Linked DNA regions of Homo sapiens: region 1 is linked to region 2. A link is an interaction called in ENCODE POLR2A ChIA-PET data of the cell type or tissue named here. Cell type or tissue: Panc1. All regions are shown on one strand. Each heading gives the region's core, and the rest is flanking DNA. Links, peaks and the distances in the headings are about the cores only.

Region 1 (5,388 bases), core at 255-5,254, 130 kb after region 2:
TATTACATTCACTGCATTAATGCTACACATAATGTCAACCTAAATACAAAGCTATAAAGTCAGTTGGATAAATAATGGCTAGTACACATTGTGAGTGGAGGAAATGAGCTTCTCTTACATTCCTCTGAAATTGCAAAGTACACATATTTTAGGCATGTTTGCTTCTTGCTTTTCTGCTTCTGTCACTGTAATATGATTGCATCTTTGTGTGAGTTTTGTTTTTCTTCTCTGTACAGTCTTCAGTCTTGAGTATTGATTCACTCTAAGTTTTACATGAACTCAAAAAGTAGTTTGAATATGTTATGTAGCATCTTCCCAGAAAGTCAAAGCTTTAAATTAAGAGCTTGTACTCTAAGGATAAAGATCTTCATATTTATTTTTGTCAAATTTTGGAAAGCTCTTTACATATCACTGGCATCACATCTTTTCTACACTGCTCCTGATTGGACCTTTAATTCTGAAGTATCACTATTTCACAGTATAGAAGAAGACTTAAGAATATAATAATTATATAACTAACATTGGTACCTTAAATCGATCTAGGAACGAAGAGCTCTAGAAAGAAGAATATCTGAAATGGAAGAAGAGCTCAAAGTAAGTAAACTATGTTACTTATGAGAGAGAGTGCTGTTTATGTATTAATGTTTAAAATACTATTATAGATATGGTTTACATTAATTGTTCTCAAAGCTGATTACCCAATTTGTGAACTGTCTATATCTGGTGCTTCTCTTTCTTCCTGAATCCAGGTTTTAGTGAGCCAGAAGAGGGTCTAAAACCCAAATCTTAACACCTATGAAAAGAAGGAGCAAAAATAAAATAAAAAATAAAACCCGAATTATTTTGATAATTAATTTGTGTAGCACTTTTGCTGTTCAGGTATAGAAAAAGTTAGACAATAATAATAAGATGTAGGATTTATTATTTATTCTTTATGTTTCTATATACTTTCATGTTTTTTGGCGAGTAAGTAGTGGAGGGGGTTACTATAAAATGTTCTCCTTTGAAAGTAAAGGACATTAGGGGAGTGAACAGGCAGAGCTGTATTTTATCAAACTCCATATTACCTATAGAAATAATTATGTTTTGAATGTCTTCACAAGTAGCATAGTTAATTGATTACCTCTTACCACACTGTCCTTCATAAAATCTTTATCACATTGTGAATTAATGAACCAGTGCATAGTAAGTATATTGTACCCACAGAATTAGAAGTTCAAGATTTAGATATTTCATTATTAAATTGTTTGGTTTGTTATTAGACCATTATTGAATGGCTTTGAAGATTGGAGACAAATCTTTTGTATTTTGTTTGCTTATGTATTACTTAGTTTGAAATAGAATTTTAGGAATACAGTGTTTACCTTTCTGAATCTCTTGTTCCTTTAAGACGTAATATTTTTAAAAAATTACCTGTGATTACATTCTTATTATACTCTTTTCCATTTTCTTATTTTTTATTCCTATTTCTTTATGTTCTGATTCCTGCAGAACCTGCACCAAATAAAGCAAATTCAATCTCTGAGGGAGTTAAATGAGCGACTGCTGACTGAGAATAGGGCCTTGACAAGAGTGGTAGCCAAGCGCTCAGGGTTCTATAGGCAACTGCAGTCTGTGAACCTATAATTTTTAGTTTCATCATTTCTTCTTGGTAGAGCCAGGCAGGTGTTTTTATATTAGTAGGCGTGTTTTGTAAGAGCTCACTTTTACAAATTAATGCCATTGTGTCTGGAGCATATCATATAACTAATTATGCATGGCTTCTTAGAATGTTAGAAATTGTCACTAATTGTATATTGCAATTGATGAGCTACATTAAAATTAGGGATGATTTTGGAATTTAAGTTAAAGACTTATCTGTACTTTTGTAAAGCTTTTGCACATTTTTTAGCTATACAGATATTTTAGGACTTAAAATATGACTATTATTTACAGTTCTTTACTAGAGAGAAAACCAACAGTATATAACATTTTACATATAATTAATATATTTTGAAGCTGAAGATTAAGCATGCATTATGTTTTTCAAAATAATGTCATTTGAAGTCAGAACCACATTAGTTTATATTTAAGTTTATATTACAAATATTCAAATGAATAAACTTAATATTACTATATTTTATATCTTAAAGATTCTGAACACAGATAAGAACATATTGGTTCCACGTAAAATTAAATCTTCTTAAAGATTTTGCTTTACCTAGTTTTGCAAATAGAAGTTTTACTTTTATCAAGTTAGATAAACTAATACATTTTGAAAACTGAGGAAAGAGGACTATTTTGGAAAGTATGGTTTAGGGACCAAAAATATGAGCTATTTCATTTCCTAGTGAAACTGGCAAAGAACATACAGTTTTAATCATCCTTAGTAGAGTATTCAGTTAACTTGTAATATTTTCACCCCTTCATCAATTTGTCTGTAAAACAACAGAAAATTGAGATGTGTTGTTTGAAGATATGAGGCTATTTGCTTCAAAATTGGTTATTTTTGTAATAGTTGGATCATAGATACAGACTTTCTACTTTAGCTTAAACATGATGCACTATTCTAATAATAGTAATTGCTTGTTACCATTTAATAAGCATCTATCTGGGATCGGACATTGTTTAGGCATTTTAAACTGAGCTACTGTAGGTGAATCGTTTAAGGAATTTTAATAATTTAGAACAAGTCTAATTTCCTCAATGTTTTCCTAGGTAGTTTGACTTTCTTGTGGAACAATATTAAGTATTATGATTTTAGGTCTGACATACATAAAAGCAAAAGTCTTTGGTTTAGGTGCTGACAGGAACCTCTTTTAAGAGCCTATCCTAACAAAAACAGGCTTGTCTTGGCTGCTGGAATGTGGTGTGCTTGTGAGTCATAAAATCAAGTGATTTAGTAAATTTCAATGGAAAATTTGGAGAGAATAAACCTTTCATTCCAGCATTTATGAAACTAATTAGCTTTACAAATCCAGGTGTGGTTTTTTTCCTTCTTCCTGATACATGTTTTAGATACTAGAAATATATATAACTGACAAAGCTTGATCATGTGTTTTGTGGTGAAAATATAACATTTATTAAGAATAATGTTTTATCTTTTAATATTGAAGGTAAAACTTGATCTTCAATTTTTCTCTTTATAGATGTTACCAGACCTAAAAGCAGACAACCAGAGGCTAAAGGATGAAAATGGGGCCTTGATCAGAGTTATAAGCAAACTTTCCAAATAAAAAAAAAAAAAGCAGCAAGTAATGGAATTGCACATATTAGTAACCCAGTGGACCATAATTGGCAGTCACTGGAAGTCTGGGAAGAATCCTTGGAGACTGTCATTTTCGGATATCCTGCCAAATGCCCTCTTATCTAGAATTTTTGTTTCATTTTGTTTAATTTTCTGGGGTGTTTTTGTTGTTGTTGGTTTGTTTTTTGTTTTTTTTTTTTAATCAAGACCATTGTTTCATGTTAATGCAGCTGCTGAGAAGATTTTTTTTTAATGACTGAGAAAACTTGTTTACAGCTCCAGCATATAAGGAAAGTGTTCAAGGCCAGATATGCCTCAGATATTTAACCAGTAAGCCTTAGTTGTACATAAATACTTTTGTGTCAACAAAAACTTTCAGCTCTCACAGAAGACAGTTACTCAACATTTTTTGATGTGCCACAGTTTCGAGTTTTTCGATATTTAAATTTTTTGGCTTTTCATCTAAGTTTGGGTTTGTATTTTTTCCTTCTAAACTCTTCATGTGGCAGAGTCTTCTATGTTTTCACAGCTTTTTCATTACAGAAAAGAACACTTGCTCTTCTGTGATTATTGTCATGTATTAGGCTAATGCTGTGTTGTCTCCCACCTGGAACTGAATTGCTTGGTGGAACATATGCTTTCACTGTTTGTGCAATATGCATTTATTTCTTATATGAATGCTTTAAAGTCATTTGAGGTTAGATCTTTTAATTCCTATTTTCTGCTTCATTGGTCACTTTTTTTTTATTGTAGTATAAGATGTTAGATTCTGTAATCTTCACATTCATTTTAGCAGGTACTGAGTGATGCTGTATATACAAATAAGTGTATTGTTTTGATTTTTAGACCACCACATGGCATGCTTGACTATTTCTTATTTCAAATGTCTGCTAATGCAGAGTAGGCTACTCCATGATAGTGTTAAAAAACAAAATTTGCTAACAATGTGATATAAAGACTTTAAAAGTTACACATTATGTGGAGCCCTATCTTTACAAAAGTTTCCTACTGTAAAGTGCTTTTATTTTCAGTTTTCACTTGATAGTACTCAACCATAATTAAAGTTGCATAAGATAATTGCTTTACATTTCACATACCTATATTTATCTGAGTGCTGTCTAAAACTGTTGTGCTAGCCAAAGTAATGCTATGAAATCATTTGCAGAATTAACCCGTGAGTTAATGTTAAATGCACTGTTATTGCCATGTGAAGAGGCATCGACTTTGATACCACCATCATGTTCAGACCATTTTATACATTTCAGTGGCCTTTTTTTTTTTTTAAGGAAAAAAAAGCGCAAAACCAAGTACATAGTGACGATGGCTTTTATTTGGACAAATAGCTTTTATATTTTCATTAAACCATGCAAAAAATACTACATCTTTCTGGCACATAACTGTCTCCTTAACCACTGAACAGTTCAGCCATTTGAATAAATTGTACATTGTAAAGCTTATAGTAGCTGATTGTATTATTGATTGTATTGTATACTATATTAAATGTGAATTTGTACCCCTTCATTTTAAAAGGTCATTGTGTTCTACTGCCTATTTTAGATTACTTTGGGGTTGGGGAAGGGTGTTTTGGTAAGCAGGATTTTAAGTCCTCTCTCTCTCGATTGGTTTTATGAAGATATAAGGTTATGCTCTTACTACCAAGCTCAGGATTCTTGATTTTAAAGGTACAAGGATAGTTGTGGGAGTTTTATTTTTGGTTATATTTGAACTGTATGAATGGTAGGTCTGAATATTGAGAATTTCCATGGTCTTATGTGGAGGTAAAATATACAGATAACTGATCAGTTTGAGTGACTGCAACATGTTCTGGTTGCACAACAGTTAGGCATGCTATGGTTTATATTTGTGAAGTTTGGATGCCTGTGAAGAATGATTAAATACATGTTTCTAATATTTTAGTGTTTTGTATTTAGGTTATTTATTCTTTGTATCTAAAACTGAACAGCTACTGTGCTATATTGATTTTATTGGTAGTATTGAGCAGACCTTGTTTCTGCATGAAACTAGTTGCAAAACCCACTATTTTGGAAATAAAAATGTATTTTGACATATACAAATAAAATGAATAAAACTATTTTAAATGTGTGAACTTTTAATGAAGACATTTTAAATTTTGTTCTGAGATATTTAAATTCTGCATGGGT
Region 2 (5,388 bases), core at 311-5,310:
GTTAGTGCAAAATTAGACAACAAACTAATGAATCAGAATAGAGTGTGGAAAAAGATCCAGACAGATATGGACACTTGATTTATGATAAAGGTGGCATTTCAGAAAAGTGGGGAAAAGAGAGTCTTGTCAACCTGTCTATATGGGGAAAAAGTTCATCTTCATCTCCCCCGTACCTTATACCATACACAAAAATAAATTCCAGTTGGATTGTAGATCTAAATGTGAAATACAAAAGTAATAGATACTCTGGAAGGTAACTATGAGAATATCTTCATAACCTTCGGGTAGGGAAAAGATTTTTAAACAGGACACAAAAAGATTATTACCCATAAAGGAAAAGATTGTGTGTGCATATGCGTGTGCACATGTGTGTTTTAAACAACAAAATACACAGATGCATCACAAAAGAAAATATTCTATTGGTAATAAACATACAAAAAGTTATTCAATCTCATTCACCAGAGAAATGCAAATTAAGAGCACAATAGATATCAGCACATACCACTGGAATGGCTAAAATTACAAAAGACTGATGATATCAAATGCTGAGAAGGGATGTGGAGAAACGAGAATTCTCATACACTGCTAGTGTAAGAAGTATGTGAGATTTCTAATGTATTCAAATATATTTAAAATTTGTTTATCTCTTGCTTGGTTGTACTTATGCAGTAGCAATGGAAACGTACTCTATGGATTAACATACATTTTAAAGCTAAAATTCCACAGGAGATTGTTGAAGGTTTTTGTTAAAGTGATTGGTTATAAAAATGTTTATAGTTGATAGGGATTCTCTTATTATGATTAGGTGATAATTATATTATCAGAGATTCATTAATTTTATTTCTTCTTTTTTTTTTTTTTTTAAATCAGGCTTTCCTCTGTCACCCAGGCTAGAGTGCAATGGCACAATCACGGCTCACTGCAGCCTTGACCTCCTGAGCTCAAGCAATCCTCCCACCTCAGCCACCTGAGTAGTTGGGACTGCAGGTGCATGCTATCATGCCCAGCTAACTGTTTTTTATTTTTTTGTAGTTGGGGGTCTCGCTATGTTGCCCAGGCTGTTCTTGAACTCCTGGGCTCAAGCGATCCTCCCGCCTTGGCCTTCCAAAGTGTGGGGATTACCAGTGTGAGTCACCATGCCTGGCAGTGTTTCATTAATTTAAAAAATGTTTGCCTGCCTTGTGTGTGCCGGTCATAATACTGGGAGCTAAGGAATACAGAGATTAGCAAAACAAGACCCTCTTCTCATTAAATGTATCAATGCAAGTTGTATTAAGTATTTTGAAGGAAAAATATAAAGTGTTATACAAGAACAGAAGGTTTTGAGAGTTTGGATGGAGTCTGTGAAAGTCATGATTGAAGTGAGAACTGAAAGACCAGTAGTTGTAACTTGGTAAAGAGTTGATGGTCGAGGGTGGAGAGATAGATTCTTGGTGAAAGGTGGAGAAATAGGTTCTGGTCAGAGCAAAGCCCTTTGGAGAAAGCATGCTCAGCAGAGGAACTAGAAGGCCAGTGTGACTGGAGCACAGGGGGTGAGAAGAATGGTATAGCAAACAGTATAGAGATAGGTTGAGGTCAGATCTAGGAGGATCCAGGAGACCTTGATAAGCTCATTTTCACACTAGAACCCTAGAAATGCATTAAAGTGTTTTAATTGCTTTAGTGCTAATCAGATTTGCATTTTTAAGAGACGGCTGCTGGCTGTAGAACAGATTGGGTGGGGGGAATCGGAGGTGGAGAGGAGAGTTGTGCCTGGAGGCCAGTTCCAGAGGCTGATACGGGAGTAGAGGCAAGAGCTCTTTCTCAGATGGCTTTTCAGTCGAAAGCTGGTGCTTTACAAGATGTTAAAAGGCATGCTAAGTAAAAAAAAAAAATTATGATATGTTTGGGAGATGCTCCATTAAACAAGGTAAAACAGATATTTTGCTAGAATTTTTAAGTCTTAAAAAAAAACCTTTTATTTCAGGTTTCAGGGTACATGAGCAGGTTTGTTATATAGTTAAACTGCGTGTCATGGGGGTTTGGTGTACAGATTATTTTGTCACCCAGGTAATAAGCTAGTACTCAATGGTATTTTTTCTGATCTTCTCCCTTCTCCCACCCTCCACCCTCAGGTAGGCCCCAGTGTCTGTTGTTGCCCTATTTGTATCCATGTGTTTTTGTTGTTTAGCTTCCACTTATGAGAACATGCAGTATTTGGTTTGCTGTTCCTGTGTTAGTTCGCTTAGGATAAAATGCACTGAAGAGGAGAGAGGCTGAGGAAGGAGCTGAAGCCGAGTGATAGAAATGGAATCTCAGGGTGTTGCGCCTGGAGGGTTGTTGGTTTTAGGAAATGGAGAAAAGGTGTCTGAAAAAAGAGTGGGAGGATGGATTGTAGCAAGCCTGAAAGTGTAAACTTAATTCATAAATTGTGAATTTCTAACAGTAGATTAAATGAACTAAGGGCTACTGCAGAAAGATTAATTTGGTAGTAGGGGTAAATAGGTTAGGACATGGCTGCTAGCAACCTATTTCAGTAGTTCACCGTAGAGATAAAAATATCCCTTCCATTCTCTCTGATTTTGTTTGATGCTGTAAGTGTTCTATTTACTGAAGAAGTTATGGGGGTTTTTTGGTCAGTGATTTATATTGATCTTCAGAATTCTGTGCTTAAGTTTCAAGTGATTTGTGTTAGAAATTAAGAAGTTAGGGCTTTTTACTTTCCACTTTCCCTTTTCAAATCAGTAATACTAACTTTTTTAGCCACTAGCTATATTCTGTATTTTAATAGCTACATATACTTAACACTAAACTAGTAAATTACTAAATGATTTGAACTGTTAGTATTCATCTTTGTGTTATGACTAGCCTTTGAAATTAGATGTGTTTATGTGTGTTTGTTTACATATATACATGCATGTTCGAATAATGCATTAACTTTAAGGAGTGAAATCATAGTAGAATAAACTAGATTTAAAACATTTTAATTTTACATAGCTCTTATAAGATTGGAAAAGTTTTTTTTTTTAAGAATAAAGTCATGGGGATTATACTTTGAAGTATACTTTTTAAGGTTCTATTTATTTATTTATTTATTTATTTATTTGACGGAGTCGTGCTCTGTTGCCCAGGCAGTGGCGCCGTCTCGGCTCACTGCAACCTCCCACCTCCCAGGTTCAAGCAATTCTTGTGCCTCAGCCTCCCGAGTAGCTGGGATTACAAGCGCCTAGCACCAAGCCCCGCTAATTTTTGTATTTTTAGTGGAGACAAGGTTTCTCCATGTTGGCCAGGCTGGTTTCGAAGTCCTGACCTCAGGTGATCCTCCCACCTCATCCTCCTAAAGTGCTGGGATTACAGGCATGAGCCACTGTGCCTGGTTTTAAGGTTCATTTTAATTAGATATTGTAGTTATCCCATCCCATTATGTTTGAATTAGGTCTTTTAGACTAATTCAGATTGGCTCTTTTCTCATCCAGTAAACTGCTTTCTTCTTTATCCGCATCCAAATGATAAATGTTATTTGTTGTCAGTTTACAAAATGATTCCTCCCCTTTTTTATTATAAAAATAATATGACAGGCTGGGCGGGGTGGCTCAGGCCTGTAATCCCAGCACTTTGGGAGGCTAAGGCGGGCGGATCACCGGAGGTCAGGAGTTAAAACAGCCTGGCCAAGATGGTGAAACTCTCTCTCTACAAAAATACAAAAATTAGCCGGATATGATGCCTGGGCGACAGAGTGAGACTGTGTCTCAAAACATCGTCAACAACAACAACAACAACAACAACAAAGCAATATGACATTAAGCAGAGGCTGTAGTTGGGATGCATAATTTTTTTTTTTTTTTTTTTAAGACGGAGTTCTGTCACCAGGCTGGAGTACAGTAGCGTGATCTCGGCTCAGTGCAGCCTCCACCTCCCGGGTTCAACGATTCTCCTGCCTCAGCCTCCTGAGTAGCTGGGACTACAGGCACCCACCACCACACCCAGCTAATTTTTGTATTTTTAGTAGAGACGGGGTTTCACTGTGTTGGTGAGGATGGTCTCCATCTCTTGACCTCGAGATCTGCTCACCTTGGCCTCCCAAAGTGCTGGGATTACAGACGTGAGCCACCATGCCCAGCCGGGGTGCAGAACTTTTAAGTTCATACTGTAACAGATTCTAGTAACAGTTGTGGGAATTAATATCTGAGTCTTCAGAAGGATCTATTTGGGAATTAACATCTTTGAGACTTCAGAGGGAACTATTTGGTTGGAATAGTAAATAGTAAACACTTATATAATAGTATTTAAGGATATAACAGACATGCCTTAGGCGGTTACATTATCACATTAATCATATGAGGTATTATTCATTTTATTATTCCATTAGACCTGTGAAGAAAATGAGGTACAGATGTGACTGTAGGGTCACAACAAAGCTTATAAATTACAGGGCTGGGAGTTGAACCTGAGAAGTTTGACTGAACAGTGTTCTCACAAACGCTATGCCATAGTGCCTCTGGACTACTTGAATCACCAGGTTCCATCCTCATGGTATCCTTAAGAATACCTGGGTCTTAATTATAGGACAATTGATAGGCCACAACAAATCTGGTAGGTCAGTTATCTCCTAAAGCTACCCCAATGGGGTGTTCCAGAAACTTCCTGGATGCATCCAGGGTACACCAAGGTCTTACTCTTGCCAGCTAATGTGTTCTGTTGCTCCAGGGCTCACTGTTGATAATCATGGGTGGTATATAACAAGAAATTGAGAATCCTGTAGGCATATGGTTATTTAATCAGCCTTTGATTTTAAATAACTTTATCTGAACACTGTTAACATATAATGACTAAAATCTAACACCAAACTAGCTGGTCACAGGTCTTCTGTTAGTATTTTATATTTCCATTAACTTCTTTAAAATGTTCCTATATCAGAAGACATTGTGTAAAAGCCTTATTAAATGCTTCTGTTTCATTTTCAATTTAACTATATTAGATTATATACCTGCTTTTCTCCTAGCTTCTGCTTTCATATTAAGTCATTTCTTCCATTACTGAAATCTTGTTTGTTTTTATTGGATAATCTGATTCCAAGTTTAGAACTTCTATGTTTTAAAGGACTGTGGATGACAGGGAGATAAAAAATGAAAAGACTACAAGAAAAGCAGTTCCTAGTTTCAGCAAAAAATTCAAAGGCATTTGGGTCTTCTATTATTAACTGCTCTTTTCCTATTTTGGAATAAAATTAAAGCTAGAGTCTAGTTTAGGTATGGTAGTTATCATAGATGCTTCCACTACTACAAACAGTGTGTTCTTTGAAGATCTGAAATAATTAAATACAGTGCTTTGGATCCTCGCCCTGTTTTAAATAGAAATGAATTTTCAGAAAGGATTCTACTCTTTAATTACTGTGGAAGACACTGTAAG

The links. ChIA-PET counts read pairs that join two places held together with the same protein. Peaks named below come from ENCODE experiments on the same cell type or tissue, not always from the same donor. Only the 100,000 strongest peaks of a DNase experiment are listed, where the experiment ranks them.
Region 1: POLR2A ChIA-PET joins it to region 2 with 7 read pairs; 5 of 35 experiments call an interaction of 5 or more read pairs at or near these places.

The regions. Positions count from the first base shown.
Region 1 is chr12:79,773,756-79,779,143 of GRCh38, reverse strand. It overlaps PPP1R12A (protein phosphatase 1 regulatory subunit 12A), which reads left to right. Exons shown (of 25, transcript NM_002480.3): 24 at 544-594; 25 at 3,129-5,388. The coding sequence ends at 3,215. PPP1R12A-AS2 (PPP1R12A antisense RNA 2) reads right to left here. Exons shown (of 7, transcript NR_187531.1): 6 at 699-793; 7 at 1-571. Among named protein-coding and RNA genes, the nearest start is that of PAWR, 85 kb to the right of the region's middle. In Panc1, for the core only: no CTCF peak of the experiment used is centred there; no DNase peak of the experiment used is centred there.
Region 2 is chr12:79,908,168-79,913,555 of GRCh38, reverse strand. The region is part of intron 1 of PPP1R12A (protein phosphatase 1 regulatory subunit 12A); the gene reads left to right. Among named protein-coding and RNA genes, the nearest start is that of PPP1R12A, 24 kb to the left of the region's middle. In Panc1, for the core only: no CTCF peak of the experiment used is centred there; no DNase peak of the experiment used is centred there; H3K27ac peaks cover 673 bases.